Linked DNA regions of Homo sapiens: region 2 is linked to region 1. A link is a contact called in ENCODE Hi-C data. All regions are on one chromosome and are shown on one strand. The core of a region is the stretch at or near the end of the contact, and the rest is flanking DNA. Distances in the headings are between cores, read along the strand shown.

The links. A loop is a pair of places that touch in the nucleus more often than their neighbours do. Pooled maps may share reads with other maps.
Region 2: a loop to region 1 is called in a map with no recorded cell type, with 8 times the contacts of the local background. The contact joins the promoter of WAC-AS1 here to the promoter of ARHGAP21 in region 1. A Hi-C loop is called at or near these places in 4 of 37 single-sample maps with no recorded cell type and 7 of 50 pooled maps.

What each region holds. Positions count from the first base shown.
Region 1 is chr10:24,719,300-24,725,879 of GRCh38, reverse strand. ARHGAP21 (Rho GTPase activating protein 21) reads left to right here and starts at 1,993. Exons shown (of 26, transcript NM_020824.4): 1 at 1,993-2,318; 2 at 3,601-4,043. The coding sequence starts at 3,981. RefSeq lists silencers at 874-1,253, 2,004-2,193, 2,224-2,293, 2,384-2,463, 2,484-2,843 and 1 more and an enhancer at 1,550-2,460.
Region 2 is chr10:28,526,840-28,533,603 of GRCh38, reverse strand. WAC-AS1 (WAC antisense RNA 1) reads left to right here and starts at 1,250. Exons shown (of 3, transcript NR_033805.1): 1 at 1,250-1,869. WAC (WW domain containing adaptor with coiled-coil) reads right to left here and starts at 486. Exons shown (of 14, transcript NM_016628.5): 1 at 1-486. The coding sequence starts at 24. RefSeq lists silencers at 3-82, 293-442, 813-1,232 and enhancers at 593-782, 403-1,086.

The sequences.
Region 1 (6,580 bases), core at 744-3,243:
ACCTCTTATAGAAATATTGCCTCTCTAGGTTATGTTATTTTTCCATAATTCCTAGAATGTGTTTTCCTTCCTTTTCCTTCTCCTTTCATGGCCCACATTTTACTCTCCTTTATCAAACTGAAAATTTCACAATCAACATTTAAAAAATTTCTAGTGCAAAAATTTTAACCCAAAAGTCCTCAGCTGTTAGGTACGCCGTTCATGCCATGCATGCACATTTGCATGTGCAAGGAGTTGTTTTGTGCTGTAAGTTGTTTTTCCTTTCTGGACATATTCTATAAGCCCACAAGCGGTGAGCTACTTGAACCCTGAATTTCTATTCACTTCTTGTTAATTTACTCAATTGTATCTAGCACTGGATACTGCTACAGCCACTGGGCTATTTAGTAAATTACCATCTGACTGAAATACAGTCCTTGTATTTTATTCTATTTTTCTTTTCTTGATTATTAGCTGACTTGTTTGGTGACAGGCTGTCAAGAACACGCAAATTTCATGGCCATATAAAAATGATCTCGTCAACGTCTTCCCTCGAATTGAAGCGGAGGATTTAGTTGTAGATTTGGTTTGGCACCTTCCACTTTAAGGAAGATGTAAAAACTAAGGCGCAGGTACTCCAGCTGCAGGGAGTGTTTTTTGTCCCCGCTCCCCTGTCCCCCATAAAGAAACAGGACCTCAGGTGGTGGGCGGGCGGGGAAGGAGAAGGGATGTTTCTAAGTCTACAGGGGAGAGTGTAGAAAGAAAGAAGGAAAAGGTAAGAGGACTCCACAGTTTCTAGGTTTTGTTCTTCTTTTTTTCCCTCTGGACAGCGGTGGCAGCTGATCAGACACAATAGCTGGCAGTCCCCGGCCGCAGTGAGGATAAAAATGACCCTCAACAGCACCAGCAGGAGCACCGAGAAGGGGAGGGGAGTGTGTATGGGAGGGGGCGAGGATGAGGGTGACAAGGTGACAAACGCTGCCTCTGACTGCGAGCAACTCCCCCTCCAGCCCCGCGAGGCTCGGAGCCGGGGAGCCACCTCCCCGGAGCGGGGCGGGGTGGGAAGGAGAGGCCGAGGGGGCGGTGGCCTTCACCCGGGGGCGGGGAAGAGGGCGGAGGGAAGCCTGATTTACCAGCCCCTGATTGGTTCGCGTTCTCTCGTCGCGTCTCCCGATTGGGTAATTTGCAGCGGGAGATGTTGTGAGGCACGGCGGGGCGGAGCGAGCTGCCGGGGTCTGTGACAAGGCCCGGGAATTGGGTGGGGAGGGTGGCGGTTGTGCCGCGGCTCCGGAGCCGCTGTGACCTGGAGTGTGGCGGACAGAGAAGCGCAGCCGCCTCTCCACAGTTCCGCTAGCCGCGCCAAATTCGCTCAGCCGCTCTGCAGAATTTATAAAAGGGAAAGAACTGAATGAGCAACGCTTGGCTAACTTCCCCCTTCCCACCACAGGAAGAGATTTTTGCTGTGAGGCGTGAGGGGACACTCCCTTATCTGGAAGTCCCACGTCTCGTCGCAGCTTCATTGCCTTCCCGCTGCAAAAAAGGGGTGGGGGCACAATTTGCCAAGCCCTGTCCCCCAATCTAGGACCTTTGATCCCTGGAGTCTGCAGATGTCGCTGTTATAGGCTTGTCCCCCTCTCCACCCCAGACGTCTACCACCAGGTCTCCTTTCCCGGGAGCAAGCCCATCCCTGGACGCTGCCGTTCAGCGCTTGGGAGACTGCAGGGGCGGGGAGCGTTGTGTGCCTGGTTTTGGGGTGCTGGGGGGCGAGGGCTTGTAGGTCCCGCGACCCACGGGGAGGGGGCAGGCGAGCACCCCGCTCCGGCCTCCGGCTAATCCCCCTTCTCCAGCGTCGGTTCCCCGGTCCCGTGTTATTCAAGACAGAAAATATTCAGCCCCAGAGCCTCCCCTGGGGAGGGGAGGGGAAGGAGGTGGAGTGGGAGGAGGTGGATCCAGGGAGGAAGAAGCGAGAAATCCGCCCCCGGGAAACAGCTCCGCGCGGCCACGGAGCGAGGCGCTTCTGTCACTTGGCGTTCGCGGGCGCCGGAGCTGGGCCCCGGCCCGGCCCGGCGAGGCGAGGGGAGAGTCCGGCGGCCGCCGCCCCGCCCCACGCCCTCCTGCGGCGGCCGAGAGCCCGGGGCCGGCCGGGGCAGGTCGCGGCGGTGCCTGGGAGCGGCCGGCCGGGGGCGGCGGCCTCGGAGCGCGGCGGCGGCGGCGGCGGCGGCGGCGGGCAGCGCGGGATCGTCCGGCTGCGGGGTCCGGCTCACGCCGGGCGGGCGGGCGGGGCGCGCTGTCCCGGAGCCGGCCAGCCCCGTGCGGATCCACTCGTCCCGCTTCCTCTGGTGCGTGTCTGGTTTCTTTTCCGTCTCAGCCGAGAGGGCGCTGCGCTCGCGGGCCGTGGAGTGCCCGGCTTGCCGCGGGCTCTCTCCCTTCCCGCCACAGGCCACCCGGCCGGGCGCTGGCTCGGGGCCGGAGGGAGCCCGCGGCGGGCGCCCGGCGGGGGCGGAGGGGCCGCGCCCGCGTGTGCGGAGCAAGGGCGGGCGGCGGGGCGGAGGGAAGGGCACAAAGGCCGGCGGTGGGCGCTGGGGTCCGGCCGGCCAGCCTTGGAGGAGGGGCGCCTGGGGCCGCTCATGAATATTAACCGAGCCTGCGGCCTAGCGCGTCCCGGCCGGGCCCGGCGCCCGGCCAGCGTCTCCGCTTCAGCTCGCCGCCGCGCTTCGGCCGCCGGGCCCGAGCGGGCGGGAAGGGTAAGGCCCCCGGTTTTGTCTCGCCCCGGGGCTCCTAGCACCTTTGAGAAAGTCCATATTGGGGCCGCTCTCCTCGGGAGCTCGAGGTCCCCGACCCGCCTCAGGAAGGGGCGGGGGAATCGTGGGGAGGTGGGTGGTGGTTTGCTTTTTCTCGTTTTTTCCCCCTAGGTGGCCACAGGGGAAGGGAAGCCGTGTCGAGTGGTAGTTGGGGGAAAAGCCGCGACTTCAGAGTTGCTCGGGTGTAGCTCCAGAATCATGCCCTGGAGCGGGAGCGGCGCCGGCGTCCCACCCGCGGCCGCGCACGCCTCCCCGGCCGTCCCCACCCAGCCCCGCCGCGGGCCAAGGAAAACAGCCGCCTCCTCGGGGACGCCGGCCGGGGCGGAGGGGCGGAGGGGCGGCGCCCGAGTCACCCGGAGACGCCGCCGAGCCCACGCCGGCCCCAGCCAGGCTGGCTTTGTGCTTGCGTTTTTGGGGGGCGGAGGGGAGCGAAGAGGGGGCTTGGAAAGTGTGATCCCATTTCAGCCTCGTGGGGGAGAAAACTTCACCGAAGTGTCCCTGTCTGGGTGATGCAGAAAACAACATGCACAGCCCTCTGCTCTACCCAGGAAAGACATGAATTAAAATGCACTTGAATGGGGAACATTTTTTCTTGAAGGCTGCATAACAGCCAGGTGTGTTTGACGCAACCGCTGGGCAGTTTCGAGATTTCTCTTTTTTAAACACCCCCTCGAATTTATAGGCTTTTTGTTTGTTTACGTTAAAATTTTTTTTTGTTTGTTTTGCTCGGGAGGAAACGCGAACTTGGTGTGGACATGTGGGCAAGACAGTGATAGGCGCCTGGAGAAAGTTCATGACCTTTAACTTCTCGTTTTCCTAGGATCTCTCTAGGAGCTGACACTCGAACCTTCACGACCCATTCGGATTTTTCCAGGACTCAGGAGTGGCACTGGGAAGAAGGGGACCGCTTTCTGCAATTGGCCTCGACACTGGCTGCCAAGAAGACCTGTCGCCTTTGTTTTTAAGTCTCCAGAAATGGAAGAAGAAGGCGAAGTCAGTTGAAGTCACGAGAAATCAGCGAGGCATTTGAAGGCGCTTCCTGAAAACCTTTATTCCCTGGCACGTTGTCTGTTTCAACAGCCCTGCCCCTCCTCGGAGCCTGCTTGTGGAATTCTTCCCCTTCGGGTGTGTGGTGGCATTCCCCGCCACGTCCAATGTGGACTCCAAAGGATTTGTCCCTTCTTTGTCATTTGAAATGAAATGATGGCCACGCGTCGGACTGGTCTGTCTGAGGGAGATGGTGACAAGCTCAAGGCCTGCGAGGTAAGCGCGGAGCCAGCGTTCCTGGCCGGCAGGGCGGTGGCCTGTGTCTTGAGCGTCCTGCAAGTTGGGGGTTACCGGCCACGGGGCCTCACTAGGGGCTTCCCGGGGCTTTGAGCCTGTTGGCGGGAGCGCCCCAGCTTAACCAGTAGCGAGGAGAAGCCTGGCCCACGTCTGTTTCCAGGGACTCCCGTGTTTCTTTTGCAAGAACATGTCCCGCAGTTTGGAATGTCCTCATCTTGGTCACCCCTTCTCAGAGCCAGGAATTCTCCCGTCTCTGTGGCTGTGGATGCTACAAGCCTGAGAATGGGCACCTCAGTATCCGTTTTCCTTCAGTCCCCTTCCGAGATATTTGGAGTTGAGCTGGTTGGGGGTGGCTTTCAGCATTTGTGTCTGCTCCAAGGTGCAGAGAGGGCAGCTAGTATGCTTGTTGCACCTGGAACTTAGTCTTTCTTTGGTACTGACGAGGGGAGTCTGGCTGCTGTTGCTGCAGATCTCTGCTTTAGGTAGAAAAAGAAGTGTTTTTCCGTGAATAGTTTAAGCACAGCCTTGGAAAACGACCTTACAGAGTCGTAATTCCAACTCCCGGAAAAATCTCCTGCCTTTACTGTTCTCTTATTTATACCCTCCCTTTCACTACTCTGAAGTTCTGTGAGCTGCTCTGGGGTGTCAGGTGGGTTGCGTTGCTGGTTAGGGTAGCATCTAGCATCTAACATCTTCCCAAGGGCCCAGAGATTTTACTCCAGACTTCCTGAAAATTTTTGAGCAGGCAGGACAGAAATCATAGAAAATACATTGATTTATGACACGCATATACTCTGTTGCCTCTCACCTTTTTTTTTTTTCCTCGTGTTTGGAGATTGAAGTATTCGGAATTTACTTCTATTATGAATATACTATGTTTATCATTGGCGGTTCCTGTAATTTGTTCTTTAAATAGACTGAATATTGTTATCCTTTAAATTTTACTTTTGAGATGCCTATGTTTTCATTGAAGGGTTGAGGATTACTTTAGACAATAACATACCCAAATGAACCCTCATTCACTGTCTCACTTTCTTTTGCACCGGATGTTAAATTTTAACTTCATAGTCCTTGAAACAAGGGCTGGCTCTAAGTGTGTGAGTTTTGGCATTTTAATAAAAATGAATCAGAAGTTAAATTTTGGTTCATAAAGCAAGCGGAGAAACTTGCTTCATGCAGCTTACTTCATGTCGAATTAGAAAGTTTATGCAGAAAACGTTGTGAGGTACAGTGTGCTATTACTGTACAATTTATTAGGCAGAACTGTAGGTTTACATTTAGAATCAGTGTTTTACTTTTTGACATCTGTAAACACCTGCTTGCAGGCAAAAGCATGATTAAGTGGAACACCACAATCCTCTGATCACGGTAAACCATAATAACTCCTTTTGGAAGGCCTACCTGCAACCTGGTGATTGCTTAATGTGTATTGCAGTTACATAATAATATGTATTGTGGTCCTGAAGCCTTATTTGTCATTGTCTTGTGAATACTTTAATTAGCATTGTATTTGCATTCTGTTTGCAAGAACTAATGTTATTTGATTTTTTTTTTTTTTTTTGGTCATTTAAGAGATGTCCTGAAACCAAGAATTTAGACACATCTTGTCCTTGGCTAGCAAGCAGTATTTCCAGTTTGTTGCACACTTGGCTTTTATTAACAATGACAGTTATGTATTTTTTAACGGCTGTGAAATTTGTTTTCATTTGGACCTTACTGCTGGCAGCATGGCTATCTTGTTTTTAAGTTTAGCAATGAAGAAAACACAATATCACCTGTGTTTTGCTTATGTGAAATATATATACAGTATTTAGGTTTGGTATTAAACTACAATATTATTTGACTTTCTAAAGAATAGGTATTTTGCCTAGATTCTATGTGGAAGTGGAAATAAAGGGGATATATGTTGTCAGAAAACATTTTAAAACCTCAGGGTTGGGAGTGAAGAGAACTTGTGTAATTATTGCCTGTATTTAGTTGTGACGTGTTTTAATCTGTGATTGATGCTTCTGATACACATTAAATCTTGTGAATATTTTTTAGTAATAGGGAGTTAGTTGCTAATGAAATACTTTGGGCTGATATTTAGGTTTTTGAACATTGCATTTAATTTTTGTCGTCAATTTTATTAGAAGCACTACATTCCACAGTGGTACTATCACTCTTTAAAAAATTTTAAAAATCAATAATGTGTTTGGATACTACATTTATTATTGTGTTTTTAACTAACAAAGAGATGAGCATGTGTGTCTTAATAGTAATGCTGTTAATCAGCCAAGAAAACCTAACTTTATAGGACAGAAGAAATCAATGTAATGAATTAACAGGAGTCTCTGTTTCATGCTTTATCTAATTAGCCAACTCCACCTTCTCTGAATAAGGCCTTGTGCTTTGTTGAAAAACAATCAGAGATTTCTTGTTCATCTTAAGCATTGCAATTTTATTGTGTTGATATATGATATACATTTAGGCCTCCCCACCCCCAGGATATATTGGAAGCCTCAAAACAAATAAAC
Region 2 (6,764 bases), core at 1-2,500, 3.8 Mb before region 1:
CTGTTTCCTCGCATACATTACCATCAATGCCCGGCCTGTGAGTGTGTGTCGGGGAGGGGGGAGAGCGGCCGCGAAAGGCGGGCGGGCGCGCAGGCGGCGGCGGCGGCGGGCGGCGGGCAGCCCCGGCACCTGGGCCCGGCGCGCCCTCGGCGACTCTCATCAGCTCCCAGTTACTGGCGCCGGCGCTCCCGGGCCATCTCCCTCCGTCGACACCACGCTCACTCTCAGCCGGGGCAGCGGCGCCAACTACACGGCGGCACCGCGAACCGGGGGGAGGGGGGCAAGACGACGCGTCCGGCTCAGCCCCGCGGAGAGCGACTGCCTCCTCCGCCTTCTCCTCCTCCTGCTCCGCCGCCTCCTCCCCTCCTCCCCCCGCCGCCGCCGCTGCTGCCGCCGCCTGGTCCTTCTTCTCCTCCTCCTCCTCCCGCCGCCGCCGCCGCCGCTGGTGCCGCCGCTGCCGCTCCACCAACTACATCCGGGCAACTCGGACGCTGCCGCCTTCGGGAAACCTCGGCAGTTTCCGCCGGGCCCCTCCTCTCCCACCCTCGGCCTTCCTCCCCGCACCGCGCGGGTCCGGAACACCGCCCTCGGCAAACCTCGGCTGGCTCCGGCCTTTCTCCTCCTCTGAGGCCTGGATCTTCTCTTCGCGACCAGTCTGCCCTTTCCTTCTTTTCCTCACTCGCGAGTCGGCCACCGCCGTTCCCGTTTAGGGATAGTCTCGCTCGGGCGCCTGCTCGAGGCTGATCTCAGGGGCTCCGGGCTGCGCAGGGAGGGAGCCGCCTTCCGGAAGAGGACGGTGGGGCGCGAGGGAAGCCATCGCGGACTAAATAAGGGAGGCTGCAGCGGCTGCGCGTGCGCCCAGAGGCGCAGCGGGAGGGGGTGCTCTCGGGCGAGCTCTCCGGCCGCGGCCCCCGCCCCTGCGCTGTCGGGCGGGGAGGTCGGAAACCCCCTGGCGAGACCACGGGCGGACGCTTCCCGAAGAGCTGCCTGGGCTGCAGCCGCGGAAGCTGCGTTCTGGGGAGCGGGGAGCGTGCTCCGGCGCCTTCGGGCCGCTGCTGGAAGCCGGAACCGAGCCCGGGCCGCTGCCCCTCACCGGACGCCGCGCGCCACCGGCCCTCCGCGGGGCAGGGGCTGCTGCGAGCTCGCCGGGCGCCCTTTAGACGTAAGTCTCACCCTGCGCCCCGAGGCAGGAAGGAGCGCGTGCAGTCCCGGCCAGAAACGGCTAATAGGAAGGGCTGAGGGGTTCTGTGTTCAAGGCAGAAGGCCGTGCGTCAGGGCGGCCCTCAGCGGAGATGCGTGCACGGAGCGGGGAGCGCCGCTCGGGGCAGGGAATGAAAGCGGCGCTTGAGACTGGAAATTTAGGGAGATGAGTTCCTTGGGAACAACGCTGAACCATCTCACTGCCCCACCCTACCCCTTGTTATTTTTTTTTGAGACAGGTCTCGCGCTGTCGTCCAGTCTGAGTGCAGTGACGCGATCACGGCTCACTGCAGCCTCGACCTCCGGGGCTTACGGGTCATCCCACCTCAGCCCTCTAAGTAGCTGGCACCACGGGCATGCACCACCACACCCGGCTAATTTTTTAAAAAAAGTTTTTCCGGAGATAGGGTCTCGCTGTGTTACCCAGGCTGGTCTCGAACCCCTGGCCTGAAGCGATCCTCCCGCCTCGGCCTCCCAAAGTGCTGGGATTACAGGCGTGAGCCACTGCGCTCGGCTTTTCACCCCTTTCTAACGTTTTCCATCCCTTTCTAACGTTTTCCATACCCAGCGGTGCCCTGCCCACCCTCTCTTTATCTCTCACTTTTCCCTCCTCTGTTTCTTCCTCGCTGAAGTCCATTGGTGAAAGAAAATTCATGTGAAAGTTCTCAGGTGTGTTAAGTGAAATTGCTACAAATTTGATTTTATGTACTGCTGCAGGTACATTGAGAGAAGAAACGTGAAGTATACCAAACAACCGTTAGTTGAGAGTGGTGGTATTCGGGTGATTGGTTGACTTTTTTTTTTTTTTTTGCACTATTTGTAAGGCAACATAGTTTAATGAAAAGAATTGTGGTAAACATAATTAGGTGATTAACACAGAAGAGGCAAATAGTAAACAAGTCAGAAGAAACAACCCCCTCCAAAAAATAAAAAGTAACTGATTTACTTGGTATCCAAGAAGTTACGTTATTGCTAGACCTAATAGAATGGAGAGATGGAATGATGTAGGGAGAAAGGCTCTGAAATCACAACTGGTTGGAAAAAAAATTTTAATTACATAATCTTATTTGTCACATCCATCTGCCAGATGTAGAGCTTATTGCTGTTTGTGGAGATGTGCAGACCAATAAAAAGCCTATTTAATGCTCTCTTAAACTACCAGTAACTAAAAAAAAAAATTGACAGTGACTGAAATTATGAAAACAAAAAAATTCGGTAGCATCTTAACATGTAATTTCTGACATATTTGTAGTGAATCCATTGAAGACAAACATCAGAGGAGTACAACAAATAACATTTCATAGAAACTTTGAAAACTGGCAGCAAAATTACTACTAATTTGTTTGATAACTAGATGTCTGCTGAAATTGGTATAAACCATTTGCTCAAAAGTAGCCAGGCATGGTGATGCATGCCTGTATTCCTAGCTACTCCCAGAGGCTGAAGCTGAACAATCACTTTAGTCCAGGAGTTCGAGACTGCAGTGAGTCATGATCACACCAGTGCACTCCAGCCTGGACGACAGAGGGAGACCCTGTCTCAAAAAGTAAATAGGCCGGATGCAGTGGGTCATGCCTGTAATCCCAGCACCTTGGGAGGCCAAGTCAGGTGGATCATTTTGAGGTCTGGAGTTTGAGACTAGCCTGGCCAACATTTTGAAACCCCATCTGTACTAAAAATATAAAAGTTAGCCAGGTGTGGTGGTGTGCGCCTGTAATCCCAGTTATTCGGGAGACTGAGGCAGGAGAATCACTTGGGCCTGGGAGGCGGAGGTTGTGGTGAGCCAAGATCTTGCCACTGCACTCCAGTCTGGGTGACAGTGAGACACTGTCTCTAAATAAAACCACATTATCAAAAGTCTGATCTGCTCTCCTTTACAGAAATACTTTATCTTTACTTCTCTCTCGAACCCACAGACTTCATTCCCACACTTCTGGACCTGTTCAAGATCATCTGTAGCATCCATGTTTTCAAGTCTGATTTTTATTTCTCAGTCTTCATCTCCACTTGTCAGCAGCATTTGACACAGCTGATAACTTTCTTCTCCTTAAAGTTCCTTATCTTGCCTACCAGGATTTCATTTTCTTTCTTGCTTCTCTTCCTTCCCAAATGGCTGTTCCTTAGACTCCTTACTGGTTTCTCCTTCTTTTCCAGCCTCTAAATGCTGGAGTGGCGTGAGATTCAAATCTTACAACCCGCACTCCTCTGTTCTCTCTCCCTAGGCAATCTCATTCAGATCTCTGGCTGGATGAAACCCACATTTGAATTTCCAGTCCACACCTTTCCTCTGAACACAAGACTCACACTTAACTGCCTACTGTATAGCACTGCTTGAGTTTCTAACAGGCATCACAAACTTAATGTATTCAAAACGAAACTCTTAATCTCCCCCCACCCCAAACAAGTCCTGCTGAGATCTTCCCAATCTCTTGAAATGACAACTCCATTCTTCTAGTGGAGGCTAAAAACTTTGGAGTCATCTTTGATTGTTTTATATCTCACATTGACTCCATCAACAAATTTTGCCAGCATTACCTTCAAAATGTATCCACAATCTGATCTCTGTAACCCACCTCCAGCAAGTTCACTCTGGTCCAAGCCACCATCATTAAACCTGGACCGTGGCAAAGGCTTTCTAACTGATCTTGCCCTTCTATGCCTGCTTCCACATTGTTTGCTGTCTCATACAGTGCAGTAATCCCTTAAAAAGTCAGATAATATTCCAATCTTGAATAAAAGCCAAAGTTATAGCCATGATCCACTAGGCCATATGTAAACTGCCTGTTACTTCTGGCTTCTTATCCACTGACTTCTTTATTTGCTCTTTTTTTGTTTTTGTTTTTGTTTTTGTTTGAGACTGATTCTCACTGTCGCCAGGCTGGAGTGCAGTGGGATGATCTTGGCTCACTGCAACCTCTGCCTCCCAGGTTCAAGCAATGCTCCTGCCTCAGCCTCCTGAGTAGCTGGGACTACAGGCACGTGCCACCACACCCAGCTAATTTTTGTATTTTTAGTAGAGACGGGGTTTCACCATGTTGGCCAGGATGGTCTCCATCTCTTGACCTCGTGATCCACCCACCTCAGCCTCCCAAAGTGCTGGGATTACAGGCGTGAGCCACCGCGCTCAGCCCTGCTTTCTCATTCTTTTCCCACCATTCTACCCTCCCTCCCTGTTTTCTCCAGTATACCAAGCATGCCTCTGCCTCAGGACCTTTGCACTGCTGTCCCTTTGCCTGGAATCCTCTTCCCCCTTAGTACTTGCTTGGCTCACACCCTCACTTCTTCAGGTCTCTGCTTAAGTCTTGTCTTGTTTAATTGAGAACTCTACATGATGGCGCCCTACCACCATGTTGCTCCCTTAACCCTGATCTATTTTTCCTAAACCATTTGCCATATATTTTGTTTATTGGTTGTTTCCCACTAGAATGAATGCTTCATGTGGCATACCATAAATATTTGTTGAATTAAAGGATATTTGCCTGCAGAAACGTATACGATAAAAATAGCAAAATTGAATTCTCAAGAGGAAAAAGCTTGGGTTCTATTTCTGTTTGCTTTGTGAAAGAATAAAAGAATTACAAATCCAGTCCTGTTCTCACAAATAAGATGGAGGATAAAGCTAGATTATTCCTAATACAGGCAAAATATTGTAATAGATATTAAAAAATGTACATGAATTTGCATGTATAGCAAATCTTAAAGCAGATTATTTACACTGCTATCTAATGAGAAATATCAAGTTTGCAAATGAGTAAAAGACCCATATTTCAACCTGTAGACTGAATACATACCAACCAATAGAGGGGAAAAACTATCAACTCATAGGTTATATATAGGTTGACCAAGATTTTAATGTGATTCTATTGAAGGAAGAACTGAAGGAAGAACCAAAAAGTGAAATCCTCAAGCCTCTAGTTGTGAAAGGGATTTTTTTTTTTTTTTTGAGACAGAGTCTGACTCTATAGCCAGGCTGGAGTGCAGTGGTGTGATCTCAGCTCCCTGCAGCCTCCACCTCCCGGGTTCAAGCGATTCTCCTGCCTCAGCCTCCCAAGTAGCTGGGACTATGGGTGCGTGCCACCACACCCAGCTAATCTTTGTGTTTTTAGTAGATGGGGTTTCACCATGTTGGCCAGGATGGTCTCGATCTCTTGACCTTGTGACCTGCCACCTCCGCCTCCCAAAGTGCTGGGATTACAGGCGTGAACCACCACGCCTGGCCAAAAGGGACTTTAAAAAGCTTTGTTGCAATTTCTAAAACATCATAAGGATATATTTCCAAAAATTTTCACATACTTCATTTCTATCTCTTTTTTCTCTGTCCTTGCCTTCCTCACAAACTCAGCCTAGTATAGTGATTAAAAGCGTGGGTTTTAGAATCAGTATGACATTGCGTAGAGCTCAGGCTACATTATTGACTACCAACATCACCTTGGGCAAATTACTAGTCTTGAGGATTATCCTGCTTTGTCTCTAAACTTCACTTAATAGGGTATAGTACTGTTTGTGAAAAGTAATTGAAATTGTGTAAATAATTTAGCAGTACCTGGCACATACATGTTTCGCTACTGGTGGTTATTCATTTTGAAAAAATAGTATTGAAGTTCTGCGTATCAAGTCTTAGGAACATAGTGTTAAGCAAAGTCACTTGGGTTTTGCTCTTATGGAGTTTGTATTTTAAGAATAATACATAACTAAAAGGAGATGCTTTGGGATCTCAGATTTGTGATATGAAGCTTTCATTCAATTATGACGAAAAATAAGAAACTGCAACAAAAATTACTATCTAGGAAAGGGGAGTAAACACCAGGACGTCACCATATCAACATATGGTACTAGGCAGGGATGATGTAAATAATGCAATCAACAGATCTTGGGAGAATTACTTACTGACTCAAGATTGGCCATTTTTTAAAGTTCTTCCAAGTAATAGATACTAAAGTTCAGCTAATATTGAGAAGCATACCCTAAACCCTTTACCTGTGTCTGGCGAAACTTCAACCTGAGTTAATCCAACCATTCATTTTCTGAGCACCTCTGAGCAGTTGCATGCTGCTGAAGATTATAAAATAATAGAATATACTGATTCCACTTAAGCCTCATCATCACCAAAATCAAATGACATAGTAATTTAGAAAGTAATAAGTGCTACAGAGAACAGTAGGTAAAGTGTTGGATGGAGGAGTAATGTTTTCAAGTAGAGTGGTTATTGAGCACATGGCGTTTGAGCAAAGATTTGAAGGTGATGAGGTAGCAAGCTATACAGGTGTCTGGAAAGGAATGTTTCTGGCAAAGGGGACAGCAAGAGCAAAGGTCCTGAGGAAAGACTGCCTAATGTGTTCAGAAATAATAAGGAAAGCTCTGTGATTGAAGGGCAGTGACTGAGAGGGAAAATATTAGGAAATGAGGTGAGGTTAAAGAAGTGGGTGGAGGAACAGACTGTGAAGAATCTTATAGGCCATTATAAGAAGATTGGCTTTTATTCTGAGTTAATTGGGAAGCCATTGAAAAGTTATGAGCAGAAAATGACATGGCTACTGTGTTGAAAATATCTGTATTGCAAGGCA